2 separate regions of the Homo sapiens genome follow, and region 1 is linked to region 2. Evidence: chromatin loops called from intact Hi-C (ENCODE). Cell type or tissue: gastrocnemius medialis. All regions are shown on one strand.

The links. Hi-C counts contacts between places; a loop is a spot of excess contacts. Peaks named below come from ENCODE experiments on the same cell type or tissue, not always from the same donor. Only the 100,000 strongest peaks of a DNase experiment are listed, where the experiment ranks them.
Region 1: it touches region 2 in a loop (19-fold over the local background); 11 of 110 quality-filtered maps call a loop at or near these places.

What each region holds. Positions count from the first base shown.
Region 1 is chr18:50,862,105-50,870,104 of GRCh38, forward strand. No RefSeq gene overlaps it. Among named protein-coding and RNA genes, the nearest start is that of ME2, 13 kb to the right of the region's middle. In gastrocnemius medialis, a CTCF peak has its summit at 4,909; no DNase peak of the experiment used is centred here; H3K27ac peaks cover 2,897 bases.
Region 2 is chr18:50,503,098-50,511,097 of GRCh38, forward strand. No RefSeq gene overlaps it. Among named protein-coding and RNA genes, the nearest start is that of MAPK4, 53 kb to the right of the region's middle. In gastrocnemius medialis, a CTCF peak has its summit at 4,210 (motif pointing right); a DNase peak (open chromatin) is centred at 4,244.

The sequences.
Region 1 (8,000 bases), 360 kb after region 2:
TCCAGGCCAGGTGCAGTGGCTCATGCCTGTAATCCCAGCACTTTGGGAGGCTGAAGCAGGCAGATCACCTGAGTTCAGGAGTTCGAGACCAGCCCGGCCAACATGGTGAAACCCCATCTCTACTAAAAATACAAAAATTAGCTAGGCATGGTGACAGGCACCTGTAATCCCAGCTATTCGAGAGGCTGAGGCAGGACAGTCGCTTGAACCCGGAGAGGGTGGAGGTTGCAGTGAGCCAAGATGGAGCCACTGCACTCCAGCCTGGGCAACAGAGCAAGACCCCACCTCAAAAAAAAAAAAAAAAAAAAAGTGTTTCCAGAAGGAAGGGAAGATCAGCTGGGGCAAATTTGGCTGAAAGAATCAGGAAGTTGAGGACTGAGAAAAGGTTTGAATGTCACCAAAAAAGAGGAACTTTTGCAGTTTTGAAAAAGTTGTGGGGATAGAAACCAGCTTCCCTGAGCTGTAGATGCGACTGCTTTCACAGGAGTCTGCAGGCTGCTTGTGGAAATGGCTTGGCATAAGGAGGTGAGTTAAGTTCCCCCATTTGGATGGAGTACAGTGAGCCCCAGAATGTTATTTCTCCTATTTTCTTCTCCTTTCTGCCCCAATAAGTACAAAATGGGCTGAGAGTCACAGGGTTTGTGACCCGACAACAGTTCCATTTCCCTTTCCTCACTGTTGGCATAATGCCTTTTGAATATTATTTTCACAACTGAGGCCAGGTGCGGTGCCTCACGCCTATAATCCCAGTACTTTGGGAGGCCGAGGCTGACAGATCACCTGAGGTCAGGAGTCCCAGACCAGCCTGGCCAACATGGTGAAACCCCATCTCTACTAAAAATACAAAAAAATCAGCCAACGTGGTGGTTCGTGCTTGTAATCCCAGCTACTCAGGAGGCTAAGGCATGAGAATTGCTTGAACCTGGGCGGCACAGGTTACACTGAGCCAAGATCATGCCGCTTCACTCCAGCCTGAGCGACAGGGCGAGACTCTGTCTCAAAAAAAGAAAAAAAAATATTTTCACAGCTGGCATAAAATGAAATCTTATTCCTTTCCCAACCTTACATGAAGATGACTATTGCCCACTAATGCCTATTCAGAGAATGTAAATAAAATATAAACAAGGGCCAGGCACAGTGGCTCACGCCTGTAATCCCAGCACTTTGGGAGGCCAAGGCGGGCGGATCACCTGAGGTCAGGAGTTCAAGACCACAGACCACCCTGACCAACATGGTGAAACCCCATCTCTACTAAAAATACAAAAATTAGCTGGGCTTGGTGGTGCATGCCTGTAGTCCCAGCTACTCAGGAAGCTGAGGCAGGAGAATTGCTTGAACCTGGGAGGTGGAGGTTGCAGTGAACCCAGATCATGCCACTGCACTCCAGCCTGGGTGAGAGAGTGAGACTCTGTCTCAAAAAAAAAAAAAAAATATATATATATATATATATATGCATACATATGTATATATATGTGTATATATATGTGCATACATATGTATATATATGTGTATATATGTATATATATGTGTATGTGTATATATATACACACATATATGTCATTTTTCTTCACAAAAGAAGCTAAAATATATTTCTGTACCAAAAATAAAGTTGTAAACTGCTTTTTAAAAAATTCTCTGTGGGAGGCTTCCAAAAACATATTCTACAGCAATTATTCTGAAAGTCAGTATGTCAGAAATAAATTACTTTCTTGACCTAACAATATGTGCCCCTGGCACAAGGAGAGACATAAACAAATTCCTCTTCACGTGGAACAGAAGATAGCTAAGACAAGTTCCCTAAATTGTAAACCTTGGAGGCTGGGAAATTTGGCCAGTTTTCAACTTGAAAGCAACCTCTGCAATGTTAATCAGTTAAACCTGCGTTTGTGTCATAGTGTGGATTCACCCAGTAACTGGAAAGCCCAGGGAATGTAACATTGTCCCTGGCAAAGCTCAATAAATGGAAAGAGTGGAGTTTACTGAAAGTCACAAAACACCTGTTGACGGAGAATGTCCCCACTTCACCTTGAAATTGGGGATCTGACAAAAGAAATTGCTACAGGAAATTGTTTTCCATGATCACAAGTTGAACTCATAAATTGCTGACAGATAAAACAGGGTTCCTAGTTGAACTTAGATAAAAACTGATAGCCTGGTACAAGAGTTCTTAAGCATAGGTGGTATGTGAACTTGGACTGGGAAAAATATACAAACAGTCCGAGACTTTAGATTTTTTAACTTTATGATAGTGGGATAGTTATACATATTCAGCAGAAAACATTCTTCAAGTATCCATACAACCATTCTATTTTTCACTTCAGTACAGTATTCAATAAATTGCATGAGAAAGTCAACACATTATTATAAAATAGGCTTTGTGGACAGGCACAGTGGCTCACGTCTGTAATCCCAGCACTTTGGGAGGCCTAGGCAGGTTGATCACTTGAGGTCAGGAGTTTGAGACCAGCCTGGCCAACATGGTGAAACCCGGTCTCCACTAAAAATACAAAAAGTAGCCGGGCATAGTGGTACACACCTGTAATCCCAGCTACTCGGGACACTGAGGCGGGAGAATTGCTTGAACCCGGGAGGTGGAGATTGCAGTGAGCTGAGATCACGCCATTGTACTCCAGCCTGGGTGACAGAGCCAGACTTTGTCTCAAAAATAAAATAAAATAAAATAAAATAAAAAAGATTTTGTGCTAGGTGATTTTGCCCAAATATAGGCTAATGTAAGTGTTCTGAGCAAACTGAAGGTAAGTGAAGTTAAGCTATAATGTTCAGTAGGTTAGGTGAATTAAATGTATTATCAACTTAACAATATTTTTATGATGGGTTTATCAGGTTATAGCCCCATCAGAGGTTGACGAGCATCTGTATTTATTTACACTAATTTCTAACTGGAATTTAACATTTTCTTCAATTATCAATGTAGGGAACAAACTGCTAGAATTAACAAAAACTACAGATTTTTTTTTTCTTTTTTTTTTTGAGACGGAGTTTCGCTCTTGTTGCCCAGGCTGGAGTGCAATGGCGTGATCTCGGCTCACCACAACCTCTGCCTCCCGGGTTCAAGCGATTCTCCTGCCTCAGCCTCCCGAGTAGCTGGGATTACAGGCATGTGGCACCACACCCGGCTAATTTTGTATTTTTTTAGTAGAGACGTGGTTTCTCCATGTTGGTCAGACTGGTCTCGAACCCCCGACCTCAGGTGATCTATCCACCTCGGCCTCCCGAAGTACTTGGATTACAAGCGTGAGCCACCGTGCCCAGCAGAAATTACAGATTTTTTTATGTCACTTTACAGTAGTTGCAGATATTAGGTTGGTGCAAATGTTATTGAGGTTTTTGCCATTGAAAGTAATAGCAAAAATCACAATTATTTTTGCACCAACCTAATACTTTGAAATATCATTATTACTAGTTATTAGAGCCACTGTTATTTAATGCATTAAAAAGTAGCATATATATTATTATACCAGAAATTTGGAGGTTAAAAAATTATTCTGGTAACTTTATTTCAGTATAATTGGATTCTGTGGTTATTCTATGTATTTTGTTTTATGCATTTAATAAAACATTCTGAGGAGTCTGTAGGCTTCATCAGACCGCTGATGTGTCCAGCACACCAAAAAGTTTAGGAAACCTTGATCTAGTACTTTATGAATAAAGTTTTTAGGCTATCATCTTTTAGTTGCAGGCACAAAGATATGAACAAGAAATTCTATTTGCACCATTTGGTGGCCTTAGTAAGTTGGAATCTAGATTATCCTTTTTGCAAAGTAGTGTTATTTAGGAATAATCATTTAGTCTATATCCTGTACAATCTTATTTACAATTTTGGTTTTACAATCTAAGTACAATTCCTGTTCTGGGATTTTTTTTCCAGATATCAGCCAGAGATTTTGCCTCTATCCTATTTAGTGAAACCTTCTACCTCTTGCCTTGTTCATTGCTACACATCTAGTGAATAGTGCAATACAATTATACTGCTCATGCTTTAAGCAGAACATGTGGTTCAAGTGCAAGGAAGGAAAGACATACTACTTTCCTTTGGATGCCTGTTAATCAGGAACGCTCCCAGTTAATTTCTGGGGCTGGTGCAGACCCCAAAATGGCCAAGTCCCAAGGTGAAACACTGGAATTGAGTCAAACCTCTAAAGAGGTCTTGGAGTCCCATAGACATTCCTAAGGTAACTAACGGCCATGAGAAGAACATTTGGAAGGATCTTCAGCGCAGGAGCACAGCTTGCTGTGGGAGGCAATTCAATTCAGAAAGCACATCAGAAGCCTAGTAAGTTTAAAGTAAAAAACTACTGGGGCCAGGCATGGTGGCTCACACCTGTAATCCCAACACATTGGGAGGCTGAAGTGGGCGGATCATTTGAGCCCAGGAGTTCCAGGCCAGCCTGGGCAACATGGTGAGACACCATCTTTAATAAAAATACAAAAAATTAGCTGGGCATGGTGGCACATGCCTGTAATCCCAGCAACTCGGGAGGATGAGGCAGAAGAATTCTTGAACCCAGGAGCTGGAGGTTGCAGTGAGCCAAGATTGCGCCGCTGCACTCCAGCTTGGGTGACTGAGTGAAACCTTGTCTCAAAAAGAAAAACCTATTGGCAGGAAAGGCACACCTAGGAGGTTTCTTTTGTGTTTCGACCACATCTTGTTCATGTAAAATATTTGAAAGATTCAATGTACAATGTCAAAGCTGTTTTTAGGATTCTGATATCCCATGCACAAAATAACTTACCATTTGTTGCTTAGCAGGAAAAGATACTGGATAATCAAACACAATTTATCCATTTTGGTGTCCTTAAATGACTGTACCTGTTGTAACTGCTCTCTTGGCCAGAGAAATTATGAACACTTTACAGAAAAATGTCCCTGTACTGCCCCCAAGAGATAGAATCTCAGAGGTAGCTTTTCAAACCCACATAGTCTAAGAGCTTTGAAGCCTGCAGGGCCTATTAAAGACATTTATGTAGAATTAACTTCAAGATACCAGGAATACTATTTGGGTGATCAAGGTAAATATTCTTGGGATTTTTTTTCCCCAGACATCAACCAAAAACTGTATCTATCCTATTTGGTGCTTAGTTCATTATTACACATCTAGGGAAGGAACAGTAAAATTGTAATGCTCATGGTTTAAGCATAGCATATTCTCAGTGTAGGAAGAAAAAGAACAACTGTGCATTTGTCTTGGCACAGGACCTTTTGGAAGTTTAAAGAGCATACCATGGGCTTCTCATTATCCCCTATCTAGAAACAAGTCTGCTTACAGCAGTGTGAGTTCACAGAATCAAGCACTTCAGAGGGTCCTCCGTATTTCTCAAACATGACTGTGCCCTGGGCATGCTGTTGCAGTGCAAATCCTGATGCAGTGAGCCTGGAGTGGCTTTTTCTTTTTTCTTTTCTTTTTTTTTTTTTTTGAGACGGAGTCTGGCTCTGCCGCCCAGGCTGGAGTGCAGTGGCGCAATCTCGGCTCACCGCAACTTCCGCCTCCCGAATTCAAGCGATTCTCCTGCCTCAGCCTCCCGAGTAGCTGGGACTGCAGGCCTCCGCCGCCATGCCCAGAAATGTTTTTATTTTTTATTTTTTATTTTTTTTTAGTAGAGACAGGGTTTCACCGTGTTAGCCAGGATGGTCTCGATCTCCTGACCTCGTGATCCGCCCGTCTCGGCCTTCCAAAGTACTGGAATTACAGGCGTGAGCCACCGCGCCCAGCCCTGGAGTGGCTTTTTCTGACAAGCTGCCTAGTGATGCCAGAATTGCTGTTTCTGGAGTCCTCAGATAAGGACTTCTAGGTAGTGATGGAGCCAGGACTACTCCTGGATTTAGAAGGATTTAGAATAGGTAATAATAAGCAGCCTACAACTCAGGAAGATTTTAGGGGTGGGGCTTCAGCAAGACTGAATTACTTTTCATAAAAGAAGAGGGTATTTCCACCATGCCATGATGCTAGTCAATTTTTGCTTTACTCCCTCCAGGTTACCTAAAGCCCGAAGAGAAAATCAAATGTAGTGCAATATTATCCATAAATATTAACATGCTATTATTCCTTAAGGAATAAAGGTTCTTCTATTGTTAATAAGCCTGTCATTTTAACTTCTTTACTCTTCACAAAACTTTCTAGAACTTATCTTAAAATATTTTGATAATGAAGACACTGCTTATTATGGCACTAGTTTACTCTTTAGACAACTCGAAAGTTGTATTTATTTTAATTATATAAAGAATTGTTAGTACTTTTCTGGAGGTAATTACCACCGTTAGCACTTCACTGTATTTGGGGAAAACATGATTTTTTCTTAATGATCATACTTACCTACACCAAATGCTTTTATGCCTCACTTTCAGACCAGGCTGACAAGAGGTTTGTTTTTGCAGTATGTCTAGCAAAAAAAAAAAAAAAAATGCCTTTACTGTTTATTTACTCTTGTATTTTTAGAGTTTGCATTTTTAATGATCCTAATTTATTAGAGAATAATTCTCAGTGCTGCCGTCAGTATTCATTATTAATATCTTCTAAAGCAGATGGAGTTATACAAATCTAAAGATATGAGTAGCACAATCTATCTGCTTTTGCAGTAGGTAGTGTGTCAACATAAAACCGACAATCTTACTCATATACTACTCTCATTACAAAGATAATAACCTTCTGTAAGTCTCTGAAATCTCAATAATATGGATTTTGGCCAGGGAGGGTGACTCATGCCTGTAATCCCAGCACTTTGGGAGGCCGAGGAGGGCAGATTCCTTGAGCTCAGGAGTAAGAGACCAGCCTGGGCAACATGGCAAAACCCCATCTCTACAAAAAAAAAAAAAAAAAAATTAGCCAGGCATGGTGGTGTGCACCTGAGTCCTGGCTACTCAGGAGGCTGAGATGGGAGGATCGCTTCAGCCCAGGGGTTCGAGGCTCCAGTGAGCCATGATTGGGACACTGCACTCCATCCTGGGTAACAGAACAAGACCCCCCTGCAATAATAATAATAATAATAATAATAAATTTATAAAAATGAATCATGGTGCTGGGATGAGATAAGGCTGCTCCATTCTCATGGCAACTGATACCTGATACAAAAGTTTTTCCAGGCATCTTCCTTTAATTTTAAGAAAAGCTGATGAATATATGCCCATCTTGAGATAACTGGCACATATACAGCTTTACACTTAGCCAATGGAAGGGTTTTACAGGGAAGTCACATGGCCAGGTGTGTGCCCGCAGACTGCCACTTTAAGGCTCCTCCCCATTCACAGGTGAATAGGCTGAACTGAAAACAAAGCCCAAAATAGCAGCCTCAATTTCCACCAGTAGAGAATTCACACAACTAATCCACATCTCTGCCTTCCTCTGTTTGTTCCGTAATCAAACCGAACACCTATTTCCTCCTCTGGTTTCATGTTCATTTGGGCCTTGACACGTTGTTTTACCTGATCCTCTGTGTCATAATCCATCTTTCTTCCAAGAAGAGCTTGTGTCTTCTTTCTGGGCCCAGCATTGTTTGTATTGTCTGCAAGGCCATTTGACCACACTGACAAGGCCTGGTGAGCTTTATTCTGGGCAATCAAGAATGTGCCAAGGATGGCTCTTGCCTTTTTCTCAGAGAGTTTAATATCAGACACCAAGGAGGAAGCCCATTAGGAAGATATTGAATTCACAACAGAGTTGCAGTGAATCTTTACTCCCAAAGAAACAGCAATGCACAATGCAAATGGCTTATTTTATATATTTATTGAGGTGGATATAAAATTTATGCAGTGAGGTATATAAAGTACATAAATTTCAAACATGATGAATTTTTATATATGTACACATCTATGTAGCCATTGCCCAGACTGAAAGATAAAATGTTTTCAGCCTCCAGAAATTTCCTTTATGTCTCTTTCCAGCCAACCTATCTTAACGGTAACCACTTTAGTGACTTCTGTCATCACAAATATTTCCTTAAAGACTAAGTTCTTTTTTTTTTTTAAGTCAGGGTCTCGCTCTATG
Region 2 (8,000 bases):
AACCAGTCCCAGTGAGATGAATCACGTACCTCAGTTGGAAATGCAGAAATCACACCCATCTTCTGCATCGATCATGCTGGGAGCTGCAGACTGGAGCTGTTTCTATTCGGCCATCTTGGAATGCCCCCTAGATCAGTCTAGAAATACAATCTTTTTACATTGATCTTGTATTCTGCAATCTTGTTGAACTCGTTTATTACTTTTGATAGTTTTTTTTACTAGATTCTTTAGAATTTTCTATATACAAGATTATGTCATTTGTGAATAGAGATAGTTTTACTTCTTCCTGTCCAAAATGGATGGCTTTTACCTTATTTTTCTTGCCTAATTGTCCTGGCTAGAACCTCCAGTACAATGTTGAATAAATGTGGTGAGAATGGGCATCTTGTGTTGTTACAGATCTTAAGGGAAAAGAATTCAGTCTTTCACCATTAAGTATGATGTTAGCTGTGGGTTTTCCATACATGTCCTTTATCAAGTTAATGAAATTCCTTTCTATTCCCAGTTTGTTTGATGTTTTTAATCATGAAATAATGTCAGATTTTGTCAGATGCTTTCTCAGCATTAATTGAGATGATCATGTGATTTTTTCCCTTCATTCTATTAATGCAGTATATTATATTGATTGGTTTTCTTGTGTTGAACCACCTTTGCACTCCTGGGATAAATTGTACTTGGTTATGTGTATAATTTTTGCACACTGCCAGTTTGGTTTCTTAGTATTTTTGTTTACAATCTTTGCATACATATTCATAAGAGACATGGATCTGCAGTCTTTCTGTGATGCATTTGTCTTATTTTGGTATCAGAATAATTTCTGGTCAGTTTCTGGGGAACAGATCATCTCATATTCTAATTTCATGGAATGAATTAGGAAGAGTTCCTTCTTCTATTTTTTTGAATTTGAGTTTGTGAAAAGTTGGTATCAATTATACATTTGGTAGAATGTCTGCATTGATGCCATCTGTTCCTGCTTTTCTCTTTGAGTAATCTGATTTTTTGTTACTAATTCATTCTTTTCCATTATTACAGTTTTGTTCAGAGTGTCTATTTCTTCTTGGGTCAGTTTTATTAGTTTATGTCTTTCTAGGAATTTGTTCATTTCATCCAGGTTATCTAGGTTTTTGCATATAATATCATATATTTTGCATGTATTCCCTTTATAATCTTTTTTTTTTTTGTCAATCTAGCTAAAGGTTTGTTAATTTTATTGATGTTTTCAAAGAACATGCTTTTGGTATTGATTTTTATATATTGTTTTTCTCTTCCTTGTTTCATTAATTTCTATTCTAATCTTTATTATTTTCTATCTTCTCCTTGCTTTAGATCTTTCTTCAGCATCTTCAGGTGGAGGTTAGGTTGATTTGAAATCTTTCTTTTATAATATAGGCATTTATAGCTATACATGTCCCAGTAAATGTCACTTCAGCTGCATCCTGTAAGTTTTGGTATGTTGTGTTTTTATTTCATTCATCTTAAAGGAAATGGTGGGAGAGAGAAACACGATAGGAAAAAAAGTTAACATTTGTTTTTTGTTTTGTTTTGATACAGAGTCTTGCTCCGTCACCCAGGCTGGAGTGCAGTGGCACAATCTCAGCTCACTGCAACCTCCACCTCCTGGGTTCAAGTAATTCTTATGCCTCAGCCTCCCGAGTAGCTGGGATTATAGGCGTGTGCCACCATGCCCAGCTAATTTTTGTATTTAAAAGATATTTAAAACACGATAGGAAATATTTGTGTTTAAAAGACATCTTTCTTCTTTTTAATATAGGCATTTATAGCTATACATTATAATATGTATAGCTATAAATGCCTATATTTTTGGATTTTCCTTTTTATTTCTTCTTTACATAATAGTTACTTATGACTGTTATTGTTCCACATATTTTCAAATTTTCTAAATGACATTTATATTTTAATGAGTAGAATATAATAAAGGTGAGGAGACATCACTTTTGAGAATAGGTTTCAAAAGACTGTGACTTCTCTCTCGTTTGCACATGCTCTGCTTGGCTTTTCCCACTTGCTTATTCTGATAAAGCAAGCTGTCATATAATGCACCACCATATAGAGAGGCTCATGTGTCAGGAACTGAGGGCAGCCTTTGGCCAAGAGGCCAATAAGGGACTGAAGTTCTCAGTCCGATAGCTCACAAGGAGCTGAATCCTATCAACAACCATATAAATGAGCTTGGAAGTGGACCCTTCCATAGTGAGCCTTGGTTGACAGCCTGATTGCAGTGGTATAACACAGTCTGAGCCCAAGGACCCAGTCAAGGCATGCCCAGATTTCCGATTCACAGAACCTGTGAGATAATAAATGTTGTTTTAAAACCACCAAGTGTTGAGGTAATTTGTTACATAGCAGTAGATAAATAATAAGATGTAGTTGCTTCAGAAAGAGGGCCTGGGTCCTTTGAATGGGCCAGATGCTTATTTTTATTTTCTGTCTCCATGATGTAAGAGGCCTAGAAAGGACCCTACCTCATACATTGTCTCTGTGCCCCACCTTCTCTACTGGAAACTGAGTGTGGTAAATCAGGTTGGATCTTTTCTGGGGAACTGACCATCTCAGATTCAGGTGAGGAAGAACCAAAAGGCCTCCTTTAAGTTCAATTCTTCAACTCAGAGTTTGTATTGGGTTGGTGCAAAAGTAACTGTGGTTATTGCAGTTACTTTTAATTGCAGAAGCCGCTATTACTTTTGTACCAACCTAAATATTAGTGTACAGTGGGGCTACCATGTCTAAAGTGTTCATTTGTTTCCCATTTGGTTATTGTCCTTCATAAGTAAGTTTGTTTGTTTATAACCTTAAGGGTGGAAGGTGAGAGGATAGAATGAAGCTCCCAAGCCCTACACCAAACCCTCAATAGAGATAATGAAAGCAGAGCATTCAGTACATAGTAAGTGCTCAACAAATGTGAACTTTTTGACTGGGTGCAGTGGCTCCTGCCTATAATCCCAGTACTTTGGGAGGCCAACGGGGGGAGATCACCTGAGGTCAGGAGTTCAAGATCAGCCTGGGCAGCATGGTGAAACCCCATCTCTACTAAAAATACAAAAATTAGCTGGGCATGGTGGCACACGCCTATAATCCCAGCTACTCGGGAGGCTGCGGCATAAGAATCGCTTGAACCCAGGAGGTGGAGGTTGCAGTGAGCTGAGATTGTGCCACTGCACTCCAGCCTGGGTGACAGAGCAAGACTCTGTATCAAAACAAAACAAAAAACAAATGTTAACTTTTTTTCCTATTGTGTTTCTCTCTCCCACCCAGTGCTCCAAACTCACTCAAGTTATGACATAGAGTCTCAAACTGTCTGCATTACACCCTGGGGTCACTTGTATTTTGTGGTAGCAAAGCTCCTAATTTGTTTGCTATTGATGTATTTATTGCTAGACCTTATTGAAAAAGGAATTCAACAAAATTCAACTCAACAAACACCTTGGTGATGGGCATTATGCTGAGATTGCACAAACAGAGGGGAATAGAACACAGTTTCTGTCCTTAGACCTGAATTCGGAACTAGTGCCTGGAGAGGGGGTTTGTTTTTACAGATCATCTCACGATTTGAAGGCCAGTCACTAAGAATCCACTCATTTTTTCCCCCATATTTCCCCAACTGAAATTACTCAGGAACAATGTCAGAAAGTCTAACACTTCCTCCATTTTGACTTCAGTCCTGGTGATGGGTCTTCTCTGAGGCCATCCATGTGGATATCTCCTAGGATACAACCATATCTGGAACAGAGGCCTGCACTAATGGAAGTCCCTCCATTACCCAATAAGAAAAATTGGGGAAAAACCCTGAACCTCAAGTCACTTCACAGCCACTTGTCACGAAATGTTCACAATAATGGTACAACTCAACAATGACTGCAGATGAATGGCTTCCTGCCTCTGTGTAATATACACTTGCACAATGGTCAGGACGTAGGACTGCTGTGAGAAAATGCTCTTGATCTGTGAAGTTGGAATCCAGGAATTCTGGAGGAAGATGGAGCACAGGTATGAGAGGAGGAAGGAGAGAATGACCCCTTCCCAGGCCTCCTGATCACGTGGGCACATCATGCTAACATTAACATATGAATGTGCGGGCTCACAGTTGCCACCTATTTGACAGCATTGACAGCAGGATGTTCAGTGTCCCCCAATTAATCCTGGTATGTCTCTGGTGAGTTCTGGACCATTGAGGTCCCCAGCCCACAGGCCACTTGAGGGCAGTGTCTCCCCACTGCAGCTGCTGCTGGGCTGCTCTCCAAAAGCAATGATTCTCCCTGCCTAGGCTGCTGTTTCCTGGGCCCCCAAAACTGCAAAGTCCTTCTGAGGCCAGTACTGCTGTCTGTTATTTCATCTTTTCTTGATGCACGCACTGCTAGAACCACACTGTGTTCTAGGTGGAAATCGCCAGCCCAGACCTACCCTGGCCCTGTCTGGCTCTTAGGCCCTTCAGCAACAATACATGTGCCCCAAGCCTCTTGCTTTCCTTTGTGAAAACAACCCCCCAAGGTCCTTTCCTCTAGTCTCTCCCCCTGGAACTTAAACTTACAACTTCTGTCCCACAGACTGGCCATTCCCTGCAAGCACATCAGCTGGTACCAAGAGGTTTGGGAGGCACTGCCCCACCAGTTTGTTAGATTCCGAATACATATCTCTGGGTGTCAGAGATACTTGTAACATCCTATTACAGTAGTTCTGGGAAATGGACTTTTTCTTCAGGGCAAGAAGAAAACTAAATTTTTTTAATAAGTTGGAATAGCACTTTTTGTCCCCCCTGTGGCCACACTGTTACAGGTATAACAGGTAGATATGAGTGAAGAAGACTAAATTCCTTGAGTAGCTTGTGTTGTATGTGACTGTGTGTGTGTGTGATGTTGACCCACGTGTACCTTAGTGCAAGATTAGAAGATCATAATGGAAGCCTCTCCCAGCTTCACTCTTGTCCTTCTGGAAATCCCATCCTGAGGGAAGGATGAGGTGAGTCGTGGCATGATGGCTAAGAACATTAACCAGTTTCCAGAGCAACGAAGGGAGCTTTGGAATCTGCCTTTAAGGAGTTTCTGTGCTATACTCCAGAAGAAAACTTAACGTTCAGTTTTTAGGTACAAACAGCTATGTTTGGACAAATAACTATGTCAGATGCTTGAATGAAAATATATCCTGGGTTTTTTCTTAGTCTTTCAAATGCATCCAAACCTTTCTGTTGTACTTTTCTAGGAGGCAGTTGTTTCTCTTCTCACAATGAATCAAGCCAGTTAAAAACTGCATGTTCTGAAAGATTGGATAAGGAAAATGTGGTATATGTATGCCATGGAATACTATGCAGACATAAAAAAGAATAAGATTGTGTCTTTTGGGGGAACATGGATGGAGCTGGAGGCAAATATCCTTAGCAAACTAACACAGGAACAGAAAACCAAATACTGCATGTTCTCACTTATAAGTGAGAGCTAAATGATGAGAAGTTACGAACACAAAGAAAGGAACAGCAGACACTAGAGTCTACTTGAGGATGAAGGGTGAGAGGAGAGAGAGAAGCAGAAAAGATAACTATTGGGTAGTGAGCTTATTACCTGGGCGATGAAATAATCTGTACAACAAACTCCTGTGACACAAGTTTACCTACGTAACAAACCTTCACATGTACCTCTGGACCTAAAATAAAAGTTTTAAAAAAAATAAAATTTTTAATTGCATATTAAACAAATTAATGTATAAGCCTGCCTGAGGGGTAAGGAGTAGAAGGAAAAAAGAATGAACACAGGTGGTGAGACTATGGCTACAGGCTTTGTTATTAACTGAGTGCTACTGTGCAAATTAGGCTTTCTGTGCCTCAATATCCAAACCATTAATGTAAGGGTTGTTAAGTTAGATTAGATATTCTTGTAGGCAACTTTCAATGCAAGTATTCTCTGACTATAGATATTCTCTCCCTCCCCCTTTTTCCCTCCTCCCCCATTTCTCCTCTGTTGACCTCTTTCTCCTTCCTATTTCCCTTCAAGATCCTGTTTCCTTTTTCTTATGTGTGTTGTTTTTATTCCAAGACTTTTACACAGGCTCTTTTATTTTCATCACCAGGCAATTTGTGCCAGCGAGTGTGATGCAAATATAGTTAGACAGGATTTTGGTTCTGACTGAATAAGAATTGCTCCACTTGAGTTTACAAAAAATACCCCCCAAAAACAAAAAACCACCACCCGGGCCCTCTAAACCAATTCTATTGAAAGTTTCTTGGCTTCTGAATTTAAAGAACAAGTTGTTCCTGTCGGAGATTCATTATAAAATGTTTGGTTCACCTCCTTCACCGTTAGTGACAAACACACAAAATGAATGCTCAGAGGAGTGTGCAAATCCGAACTGTCCTCCAGAGTAAGGACTCTCCCCTCTGCCGCTACATCAGTGAGCCCACGTTTACAATCTAAAAATTATCCTGAAGCCAAGTCTATCTAAGGACATGAATTAAGGATTCTCAGAAACTGAGTGTTTTCACATACACACACGTAGACACACACATGGCTTAGACAGTTCATGTCAAAATAGACTGAAATTAGCAACTTGGACTTTTAAAATAGTCTCTCTTACTTACGGAAACAAGTGGCAGTGATGGGCTGCTGAAATTGGGAAGAATAAGAAAAACCACAAAAATGGAAGCATCTTAAACTTCCTTCTATCAGTCAGTGACAGAATAGGATTCAATTGCTTGAGGTGGCTAACGTACTATGGCCAAATGATGGGAATCAGATGTAGCTTCCCTTTTCTTGCCACTTTTATCAAGGAGATAGAAAATAAAATTGGAGCAAGTGGAATAAACAACGCTTTAGTCCCTGAAGCCCAAGATAGGTGAGGAATTAAGAGCTCCTACTTCCCAGCTGAGTTACTCTCTAGGCAGTTAAGATTGTCAGGCCATAGCAGACACCGAAAAAGTCAGGGACCTATTATCCTAATACAGGGAGTAAGGGTGTTAGTAACAATAATCCAATCTGACATAGAGAGTCAATTCTAGAAAATATAGGTGGGTGAGCTTCATGCTGATCCCAGGATTATTTAATGGATGGTTCACAGGTACTTAGAAAACATTGGCTATAGGAAGCCAATACAAATTATTATTATTTTGAGACAGGGTCTCACACTGTAGCCCATACTGGAGTGCAGTGGTGCAATCACAGCTCACTGCAGCCTCAACTTCCCAGGCTCAAGTGATCCTCCTGCTTCAGTTTTCCTGAGTAGCAGGGACTACAGGCATGCTCCACCACGCCCAGCTAATTTTTAGATTTTTTTTTTTTTTTTTTGTAGAGATGGGGTTTTGCCATGTTGCCAAGGCTGGTCTCAAACTCCTGGCCTCAAGTGATTCTCCCACCCTGGCCTCCCAAAGTGCTGGCATTACAGATGTGAACCACTGTGCCTGGCCTAGGATTCTTTAAGAATAAGTCAAGTCAAGGTAATTCCAGATTTTTCTTACCCCCCTAGGTTTACTTAACAATGAAATAAAGGAAATGTACTTTATTTGGATTTTAGAAAGGCACTTTAAATTTTTTCCATGAATACTACTCAGCCATAAAAAGGAATGAAATAATGGCATTCGCAGGAATCTGGATGGAAGTGGAGGCCATTATTCTAAGTGAAGTAACTGAAGAATGGAAAACCAAGCATCATATATTCTCACTTATAAGTGGGAGCTAAGCTATGAGGACGCAAAGGCATGAGAATGATATAATGGACTCTGGGGACTTGGGGAAAAGGGTGGGAGGCAGGTGAGGGATAAAAGACTACACACTGGGTACAGTGGACACTGCTTGGGTGTGCCAGAATCTCAGAAATCAAATAGCTTACTCATGTAACCAAACGCCACCTGTTCCCCAAAAACTGTTGAAAAATATATTTTTAATATAGATATATATACTTACGTAGTATATACATATAATTCAAAAATTGATTCCATGATGTTCTTGAAGACAAGATGAAAAAATAACAGATCCTAAATAGTGTGGTTAAAGTTACAGGTG